Linked DNA regions of Homo sapiens: region 2 is linked to region 1. Evidence: chromatin contacts called from ENCODE Hi-C data. All regions are on one chromosome and are shown on one strand. The core of a region is the stretch at or near the end of the contact, and the rest is flanking DNA. Distances in the headings are between cores, read along the strand shown.

What was found. A loop is a pair of places that touch in the nucleus more often than their neighbours do. Pooled maps may share reads with other maps.
Region 2: a loop to region 1 is called in a map of endothelial cell of umbilical vein, with 12 times the contacts of the local background. The contact joins two enhancer-like sites. A Hi-C loop is called at or near these places in 10 of 168 maps with a recorded cell type or tissue (Calu3, GM12878, MCF 10A and 7 more), 26 of 37 single-sample maps with no recorded cell type and 14 of 50 pooled maps.

Annotation. Positions count from the first base shown.
Region 1 is chr9:84,780,756-84,786,129 of GRCh38, reverse strand. All of the region lies in intron 12 of NTRK2 (neurotrophic receptor tyrosine kinase 2), which reads right to left. Among named protein-coding and RNA genes, the nearest start is that of NTRK2, 110 kb to the right of the region's middle. Within about 2 kb of position 3,534, at least 2 of the 41 ENCODE cell types and tissues checked have a DNase peak (open chromatin) inside an H3K27ac peak, as active enhancers do.
Region 2 is chr9:84,950,022-84,955,485 of GRCh38, reverse strand. It overlaps NTRK2 (neurotrophic receptor tyrosine kinase 2), which reads right to left. Exons shown (of 19, transcript NM_006180.6): 17 at 1-203. Among named protein-coding and RNA genes, the nearest start is that of NTRK2, 280 kb to the right of the region's middle. RefSeq lists an enhancer at 113-613. Within about 2 kb of position 1,250, at least 3 of the 41 ENCODE cell types and tissues checked have a DNase peak (open chromatin) inside an H3K27ac peak, as active enhancers do.

The sequences.
Region 1 (5,374 bases), core at 2,285-4,784:
TGGCAGGGATCAGCATAAGGGACTGCAGGCTCATACAGTGGCTGAATGTGCTCTGGTTTCCTTGGTTTTATACAAAGGCATGGGCGACTTTTGGAATTCCCAGGTCATGTTGCCAAAGGATTTCTCAGTTCCTTTCACACTGAGGTTGCAATAAATTCTGGTGCACACTGCCTGGGGAGAGGCTCTGATAGCATGGCGCTTGTGTGCAAGTCACCAGCTTGGCTGGGAATGAAAGAACCTCAGTTCATCCTTTGTCCACAATGACTAGCCATCCCTGACTCTCAAAATTTATGTTTTAAGAAGAGTTAGTCCCACAACTCTTCTTAAATACCTCCCAAGAACAGTTTTCAAATGTAGTGTGAGTTATTAAAGAATGAATAAAAATCTCATAGGAAGAAATAAGGTGCAGTACACAATTAAAAATCATGCCCATAAACACTGTGTAATTAGGGACTTCTCAAACTGGAAGATTCTACAGGCCAATATTTTCGAGGCACAACTTGAAACTAATTCCTCCATAAAAGTATCTCAATAGCATGAGCCAAGAGTAATCTTTCTCTATGAACTCCCACTGCAATGCATCTGCCCTTCTTCTGGAAAATGAGTTATACGAGCTCTTGATCCACGGAAGCCACTTGACTGCAAGGGCTACTATTTATTTTGCCTTATAACCACACTTCTTTCTCCACATGTACATATAGCAGGCTCACCTCAAACATGTAATGTGAATAGTAAATACATTCATCAGATTTAGAATATAGATCCTCTGTCTTCCAACTATCATGGGTGATCAAAATAGCCAGACTGGTACAGCCTATTTCAGCAAATAGTTGGTTTTTACCTATGACGCAAGTTTTGGTTTTGAATTTACCATTCCTGTTGTTTAAGGGCCTGTGTGATGGAGGGTGGGAGGAGGAGTGAGGAACAATCCTTTAAAGGACTTCTGTGATATGATTTGCATTTTTAAATCACTGCTAACATCATCTGTTCAGAGGTCTCAGGGGAAGTACAATAAGAGGATAAAGAAGGTGCTTTCTCTAGTGAAATGCATGAACTTGAATTAAATAGAATTTATGACTCTCTGGTTTCTCTCTGTAGTTCCCAACCTCCTAGAGAAAATGAATTCTACTGTATAAATGGGTTCACCAAAAACACTTTATAAATGTTCAGTTCTCAAGGAAACTAAATTGCGAGAAGAAAAAAACACTCACTAAGGATATAAATAAACCCCCTAAGGACTTATTTTTCCCTATTGATCTAAATTAAAATGTTAATAACTCAGATGGATGGTTTTCTAGTATTTTGACTTGTACTGGCTATTAGACACTTTTGTCATCATATGTGGGCATGAATTAGTTGACCAACATTAATTTATTAAACATCTTCTGCCCTCACCCCCTCAGGAGATGTCACTAAAGGGAACAGAGTCCTTAGCTGGCACCTTGCATGTGTGTACCACTAAATAAGTATTTGTTGAGTGTGCAGCATGTGAATGAAGAGTTTTAAATAAGCACAGAGAAAATCGATGTCTGAATGGAGGTCCTCTGTCTCTCCTTTCTTCATACACGTACCCAAATGTACACAGGCACACTCATGTGTCCTCAAAGAGTGACTATCAAACTCTACCCCTGTAACATGCATAATCTAATTTCACTTCCACCACAGCACCATGAAGAAAGAGTACCATTCCCATTGTCCAGAAGATGGAAAGCCAGCAAAGAAAGGTGAGGACTGGAACTAGAGTTAACAATAACATACAGTTTCAAATAGCTGGGAGGAAGATATTGAACATTCCCACTATGAAGAAATGATAAATATTTGAGATGATGGATATGCTGATCTGATCACTATGCATTATTTGTATCACGCATCACTATGTATCTCATAAATATGCACAATTATTATTTCTCAATTTAAAAAATTTAAAGACAGGTGAGACTATTGGAGGTCATACAACTAGTAACCGGCAGTGCTAGGTTTTGAACTCAGACTCATCTGACTCCCCTCTGCCTTTCCCTCAGGCCATACAGCTTCTTTCAACCTTGCTGCCTTTGCCCACAACATTTTTGGGATTCATTTTCTAATCTTACCTTTACAGCCTGCTAATATTAGACTGAGTTATTTGAACTTGATCTAACCCAGTGGCAGTCCCACCTCCCATCACACCCCAGTCTTCCAACCTCCATCTCCTCATGCTGCCAAGTCTTCTTTCTATAGCATACACTTAATTAGGGTACTCCTCCATGCGAAGTCTTTGGGATAAATTCTGTCCATACTGTCAACTCCCTAGCCCCCTTCATGCCCTGCCCCCACAACCCAGCAGTCTCTTCTCCCAATTCTCTACCCCCGTTCTCTGCTCAAGCCAAACCAGACTCCTAGCAAATGTATGAATGCCACACATTTTCTTACACTTTCACATCTTGGGACATAAAATTTCTACCTGGAATCCATCCCTCTCTCTTCTCCATGCTCTTTCCCCAACTCTCACACTCTGCAAATCCCAAAGCCTCCTTCAATGCCCATCTCTGAGGACCATTTTCTAGGCACCTTTCAAACTCTATTTAAAGTATCCACTGACTTCACATTTTCCCTCCAAAGTGTCATTCCCTGGGAAATAGGACCATCTAACCCAATGCCTGATACAGACACATATCTGAAAGTGAATAAAATTAAGTTGAAATCCCTGACAGTAGATACTAACCCTTCAGGGATGAATCTGACTCAGGAAATGTCTGAGAATTATTCAGAGCCAAGTCAAGTAAAGAACGTGAGTGATCAAGCTGGGTAACCCTGTTTAGAGTCCAAAACCATTTCAACAAAATATACATTGCAATACAGACACAAAAATGTGATACAGATACAAAAATACATTGTGATAAAGAGCACTGTCAAGAAGGGAAAGTCAATCCCTAGACACACAAAATGTCCCTTCACAGGTCACCCTTCACAGTTCTTCTAAATAAACATCTGTGAGAGGCAATGTCATTAAGAGCATTTGTTGCATTATATTTTAGGGGTCTCTCATGCTGGGAGGTGGGACAGCGAGAGGACATTCACAGTAGGAGAACAGCCTATTTCTTATCAAAGAAACAAGTTCTGGAATATCTACTGGAAGCTTCAGTAGTTTCTCTTGATCTCTCATATGTGAGAAGTATTGTATATTACACTTCTTACATTTGGGGAAGTCAAGCCCCATTTCCCACCCACTTCAGGACATAAGCCACGGATAACATAAGATTAAGCATCGTGACTTGATGAAAGGTACTGGTTTAAGAAGAATTTCTAAAGAACTGAGTTCCCACCCAGCCATTAACATATCTCTAAGTCCTTTCAAGTTAATAGACAACTTCAGCCTGAACCGTTATACTCCAGAGTGCAATCTCTCACAAATGCTGAGGTAAAGAAACGTCACTGCCTCGGAAAATGTGGCACTTGGTGATATGACAAGTACAATGGTATTTATCAGCCATATCCACGGCTTAATGGACATGAGCCATATCTGAAAAGGGAAAGGGTGATTCAGCCCATTAAGTATGCAGAACATCAGCTTTCAATACAAGATGGCTCTTGATTATTTGTTTTTTTCATTTCCAAAGGCTCCATCCAAGTGGGAAAATTGCAGAGGCAGAAAAAATACCACAGCTTTTCTGCTAGAGCGACAGCCACAGCAAAGCTAGGTATGACGGGGCAGAGGGGAGAGCCGCAGAACGTGCCAGCAACCTCTGCTTCTTCACAGTTCCGTTTCCTATAGAGGGGATACAGCCTCATACTTCACTTTTGCTTTTCCCTTTTCCTGCTTCCTTTTAAATGGTTTTCCAAAGTTTTCTGAGAATTAGATTTCAAGTATGTTCAGATTAGAAATTTCCAAAATAAAGCTTTCTATAAAAACATGAGTCCTGGCAAGCTCACATGCCTGGCTTGGTAAGCATTCCCTATGGAACCAGAGATGGATTGTCTGGCAGTTAACGAGACAAACAACATAAAGTTGTCATTGGTGAAGCTTAAATCCCAAAACCTGCTCCTCTCACCCACTGACGTGTTTGTTTGTGGGTGTGTGTGTTTGTGTGTGTGTGTGTGTGTGTGTGTGTGTGTTTTCTTGGAGGCCATCTTATAATCCTTTAAGCAATTCTCTCTTATACAACTATTTAGTTTTAGAACACCCTCCAAGGTATTATTGAAAATTCCTCCATTAAAAAATCGTTACGAAGAGCCTTGATATAAATGACTTTACTAGCTAAGAGATTCCCAAGCTGAAAAGAAAGACGCTAGAGAAATTGCCATAATAAGGGTTTAGTTAGTTCCTTGTTGAATGTTTTGACCCTCCCAATTTGATGTTATCTTCTATTTACTGCATTTAAATGAAGTATAGACTTAAAAAACTAAAGACACTCTCTAAGCTATGTCAATTATATGCCTACATTGTTCCATCATTACACTTGATATGCTTGTTCTTGTTGTCTGTGGGCCCCCCAAATCAGTGCAAATATTTGCCACTGTTTCCACCAGGGGGCATTCATCTCATTGAAAATAGGTATTGTTTTTAACCGGCAAAGTTAAGAATGTTATACTGAAATGACTAAAATACATTATTTATTAATCTCAAAATTCACATTTTCAACGGGAAGCAAAAAAGGCTAGGTCTTTAATGGGTAATTCTTGAATTAGATGTTTGTATATATGAAAAGTTATTATATGAGTAAGAAAAAAGTATACTTATGATCTGAAAAGTATGATATACCAGAGAATGTTATGAACTCTTAAGAAGCGTCAACAAAACATATACATAAAAACACTCAGCTGTAAGTAGAAATTAATTTTAGAGGTGGTGTTCAGTTGTATGTTCTCCTAAGACATCCTAAAAGTACTAAGACTCCTACAGAGGCAGGAATTGCCCTTTTTCAAAATGCCAGTTTCTCAAAACTCCTATCACCTTTCTTCTGACTGAACCACACAGTTACTTTGTACACATAAGGTTTGGACACCGGAACATACAAACAAGGCTGGCCTTCTCTGCAAAAGTTATGAAGAGAGGAAGAAAAGACAATGGAACATACAAAGACTGCACATTTACCCTTTTGCACCCTGAACCCTGACAGTCTTTTGTATAAAAAAAATTAGTGTGATGTTATAACAAAAAAAAGACTCAAATATAGAATTCCTGACAGAATATTTATCAGAACCATACCTTTTTTCTTTTACTTCCCAAGAAAATATCACAAAGTCTGCCATACCCCTGAAATTATCACTGACCCATCCAAGCCAGAAAACTTCATAGCTCATAGCTTTCTTTTAGAGAGGAAAAAACATCCACCTATGTTTCCATGTATAACCATCTAATATACTAGCTCTTAACTGAGACCTAATCAAGTAGGAA
Region 2 (5,464 bases), core at 1-2,500, 170 kb before region 1:
ACATCCCAAAGTCCCCGATTTTCACCAGCAAGTTCTCCCCGACCAGGCAGTTCCTGGTGGCCAAATCGCGGTGCACGAAGTGCTGGGACGCCAGGTAGACCATGCCCGCGGCGATCTGCTGGGCTATATGCAGCATCTGCGACTGCGTCAGTTCCGTGGGCGGGTTGCCCTCAGCCATCAGCACGGCATCAGGGCCGTGTGCCCTGGGGAAGGACATGGAGAATGAAGCTGGGGGCCTCAGCATTTTCACTCCAGGGGCCCTTTGCCCCTGCCCCTCCCCGTCCCTCTTGCTAAGCTCCTCACCCCCACCCTGTAGCTGCTGGTGCTAAAAGATGCTGCCTGACTTAGCATGAAGAGGAGACAAAGGTGCTCACACAGTTGTACTTCTGCAGTCCTGAGAGCACCCAGGCTGCTCTGTTTCCCAAAGAGTCTGGAATTCCCAGGACCCCGTGGGCCTGAATGTCCCCCTTCCCTCCAGTGTACAGACAGGTTGACATTTTAGGGGCTCTGGCACTGTGCTGGGTTCAGGCACTTACCAGGGCCCCCTGACCCTGAGAAGCAGCAGGTAGGTGAAGGAAGACAAAACCAAAAACAAAACATATGGGGAAAGATGGACTCTCCTAGTGGGATGGACATGGCAGCCCAGTGGGTCCCCACCCCTTCCCACCTAGCCAGGCTATGCCAGAGTATCCCCCAACCAAGCTGATTCCTCCAGAGTGTCCCCACCAGCACCAGAGCTGGGCAGCCTGCGGCCTTCCATAGTCCACCTGATCTGTGGCCAGGCATGGTTTTGAAGCTACGCCTGGCTCTCTCAAGCCCAGTTCAACAACAGAGTCCCAGGGCATTCTCAATCTGGATGTTCATTCTCAATACAAAATACCATTTCCTTCTGTCCACCCCTCCTCCAACCTCCGCTCAACACAGGCTATGGCCAACACATAGGAGAACTCTTTTGAACCACAGCCTGTTTATTCTTTTGCTGGGGAAAATTTTATTGTTTACACTATGGGGAGGGGGACTATGATTTTTTAAATCTTATTTTTCTTCTGTCTTACACACCTGGCCTCTCCTCAGCTATGTGATGACTTAGGGCACCCTAACACGCAAGTCCTGCAAGGGTGGGAGGATCCGCGTCTTAGGATGCCGCCCTCAGCGCGGCAGGCTCTGCTGTGACATCCTGCGCTGTGAGCCAAGATGAGCGTCATTGCCCCTGGTGGCCTGAGGGGGCGCTGCAGTGCAAGGAATAAAGGCGGGGTTTGCTGTCGGGCTCTGCCCTGGCGTGGCCAAGGGCTTCTCTCTGGGAAAGGAAAGATCTCTCTCAAGACGTTTTGAAACACTTAGAATAAATATAGAGGATTCTGCATAAATGTTAAAGTAGGTAACCTCACCTGCAGGGTTTCAGAGCCGTGTGAGTATTTGAAACTGAGAAAGCCAGAATTGTCTGAGAACACATGTCAGGGTTTGCCCTGCCTCTCCGCCCTCCTTCCCCCAACTATTCAAGCCACAGGCGTATCCCCACTTCCATCCCGGCTCCAGCCTACAGTGACTGTCTTTGCCTTTGATTTCGGGAATCATTCTGTCACCAGATCTTTCATTCCTGTAATCTCAGGGAATGAACACTGGACAGGAGTTGGGGGGTCTCCCAGGCCTACCAGCGTCCAATGCCATGATCCTGGGAAGCCCTTTAATTTCTCTCATGTACAATTTCTTCATTAGTCAAAAATACAGAGGAATATTATACTGGGTAATTTCTTAGGTTCTTCCTGTCTCTAAATACCTGGATTTAACCATTCCCTGGGGAGGAGTTTCCTGTTTTTGTACAAGCCAGTCCTAACATATTTCACCTCTACTCAAACCACAACCCCCAGCTGCCTCTTGTCACATTGAGGAACAATGCTGGGAAAATGCTCCAGGGCTTTCTTCAGCTCAAAAGCACCTACTCAAGGTAAGAAGCGGCACAGTGGCCAAAGCTCCGGGATATGTGAAATGAATTTGGATCCTGTCCTACACTTGCTGTGTGATTTTGGGTGAGTTACATAACCTCTCTGGGCCTGTTTCCTCACTCTGTAAATTGTAGATACTAACTGCCCCTTGCTAAGGGCATTGATGTGAGGAGGACTGACACTGTGCTTGCATAGTGCTTCGTGGCCTTTCACAGGAAAACCAGGGAGAAAGGCTTTGCAAACAAAGATTCTCTTTAAAAATGAAATTGACAGGTGATGTGAAAACACAAGTTATCCTCTGTGCATTACTTTTTGTAACTGGCCTGTAACAGGGCTCTTCAGGATACTAGAGGGTGGGCCCTTTCCACTTCACTAAAGGTGAATCAAGCCTAATCCTTTTCAGCACTGAGGGGTCAGGGGAAATTGCCAATGTTTTCACTTGTCTTCCTTAAATCTACTATGACCTCAGCACCAGGAGAAGGGGCTGGGGTGCACATAAACTAAAGAAAATCTGAAATAAAGACCCAGAGACTCGGTCAGAATTTAATCTTCATAGGTACCATTTAAATAATAAAATAATTTGTTGATTGGCCACAGCCTTATATCAGTTCCAGAAAACTGATCTACTTTAAATATCTCTCAGAGGCAAGACTCCAGGATAGAGGAAAAGTTAGATGTCAGTGCAAAAGGCCACCTCTGCACAAAATTCTGTCCTCCAACCCCACACTCTGCAGACGTCAGGAAGCTGGTGGCCCTCAAATGCCTAATGCACTTTATATTAGTATGTGTGGGTTGGGGGAGACTCCTGGATTTTTAAAGTAATTTCCCCTGTTTATATCTGGGTATTTGCTGTTCAACTTTCTGAACACGGCTCTTTAAATAAAATAAGCCTCTGGATGCTTTCTCTGAGCAGAACATACTGCTGTAAAAAGTGGGTAGGTGGGTCTGCTACACAAGTCCTTAAGAGGAACAGAAATAACGGTTAACGCTGCAATCCTCTGCTTTCACTTTCCCAGGTCCTCGTGAAGTCTTAGAAATCAAAACACATTTCATCTCTTCCAGGAAGACATTCCTTAAGAGGTAAAAAAATAACAAAATTAAAAAAAGCACCATCAGCTCCCTGGCTTGGGAAGCAAGTAGCAGGTTCATGGGCCTGACTTAGCTGTCCAGTTCTCTCCAGCGTGGGTTACAGCCGGCACTGCACCAACTGCTCTGGCTCCAGGATTCTATAGCACACCACTTTCCTTCTGGTCTTTTCAACAAGCACCTCAGCAGAGAGGATGGCAGAGTGGTTAAGACCATGAGTTCTTGCAGCCAGGGGCTGCAGGTTTGAATCTCAGCTCTGTCATCTGCTACCTGTGTGATTCAGTTTCCCCAACTGTAACGTAGGAATGACGGCAAGGATGGTTTATACCCTGAAACATATTAAAATGCTTAGAAAGTTCAATAAATGTTAGCTGTGATAGTTTGAAAAATAGTAGTCTATTTTTCCCCTCATTAGACGGCAACTCTGGACAGATTCTAAGAGGAAAAATCATGAAACCCTTGCAAGCAAAGACATGTGTTTTATTCCTCATTTCCCACCCTAACTAGCTTAGAGCCTGGCCATGCTGGTGCTTAATATATGGCTTCTGGATGAATAAAGAGGGTAGGGAGACAAGAGAAGACATCTGTCTTTATAGGGCAGAGCTGATACAGCTGGGGACTTTTCATGGCAGCTAAGTGCCCAGCTCCCTTGCGGAAAGAGGACAGCCTATATTTGCAGCATGTTAGTGCACCTGAGAACTAGACTTTTGGCATGGCAAACCTCTTGTTCCCAGAGTTTAGCAGGTTCTGAAACCAAGCAGGCTAGGTTTCCAATTGCTCCACACCCTGTGCAAGGTGCCAAGGGAGAACCAGGTGCCTGTTCCTTCTGCAAGGCAGGAAGGAGAGCTAGGGAGAAGGAGAGGCTGAGTGAGAAAGTGAAAGAGTCAAGTTGCAACACACACACACACACATTCATGTATGTACAGACACACTGTGAGCTCACGGAAGCATTTAATTGCATCCAGGTGAGCACATTTGTATTTCTTATGCTACAGATTTTCGAAAGCACCATCTTGAATTAGGGAAGTAGACTGGGGCATGGGAACAATGGGAAAATATTTCTCTTAGAAGCAGCCAGACCTCAACCACATTCAGCTTTTTTCTTCCTTTCATGTTAGAGCTGACAAGACAATGTTCAAAAGTCATCCCCTGTCCTATCACTTACAAGAAAAATTTTGCTGACGTAGGATAATGCATCAAGATTGTCTCAGAATACTGCAAATCGGCTATATATTCCTAATTCCACCTGGCATTTCCTCGCCCACACAATCATAGGAAAAGCAGAGAACAGGGATCCAGCCCAGCAAAGAAGAATTAAATTGCACGTGGATCCATGAGGCTAAAGAGGGTAAAAATGATCCAGACGGCACCAGCCATGTGATACCATTTCTAAAAACAGCAGTATGTTCTCGCAGTGATTGACTGATTACTTAAACTGCAGTGTCTGAGTCTTCCAGCAGATACATGAAGCTTACTGGGGCTGATTTCTGTGCAAAGCCCTCTTCAGCACCCATGGAAATGAGAGGCAGACAGAGACTCCTAGGTGTTGCCATCACAAGAAAGGTGCCACTTCCCCAGGATTTCAGATCTCTCAACCAAAATGAAGAGGAAATTGTGGCAGAGATGAAGTATTGTGAAAGATTGTGAGGACAACATTTCTTGATTACCTCTCAGTCCAACAATGCACACACTAGACCTTGAGATGGATTAAATGATACCCCTTTCACAGGTAAGGAAACTGTGCCCAGCAAGGGCAGGTGAACAGCCTTTAACAACTTTCCTATTACTGTCTACCAAGATATCACAAGCAGCCCATTTGCTAATCTTTCCAAAATGAGGACTAGCTAAATTAAAAAAAAAAAAAACATATTAGACCCAGATAAAACTTAGAGAGGATACAAGGCAGGCCTACCTGAGAACAAAGGTGATTGAGCGAACTGGGGTGGAGGCTCTTTTAAGGGACACCAGCAGCTGATGCAGAATAGGAAGGAGAACCTGAATCTCCCGTCCTCACTACTGGGACTTCTTACTCTTTAGGTTCATGATAATGTATTTGCCACTTCCACAGAAGCCAAAGCATCACTTGCCTTCCTTCCCCAAGGAGTATCTTGCTCAGCACATTTCTTCCCTCCCTTGCTAGATGCAGGAGATCACTCACTGTGGACCCTACCAGGGTGATCACCAACTTCCTGCATCTTATCAAACTCAGCTCTCCTTGTGATTTCTCTTACCGAGGCAGCTGGTTTACCAGCTGACATCATTCCTGGCAGAATTCAAGCGTCTGCTTATTGAACGTTCCCCATTCGCTCCTACGCTAAGAGCTTTCTATACTTATTCTAGTTCAGTCCTCATGCCTACTCTGCCAGCTCAAGATTCTCATCAGAACAGCTAAAGAGACTTGCCTGAGGTCACTCAGCTAATAATGCCTGGACTGA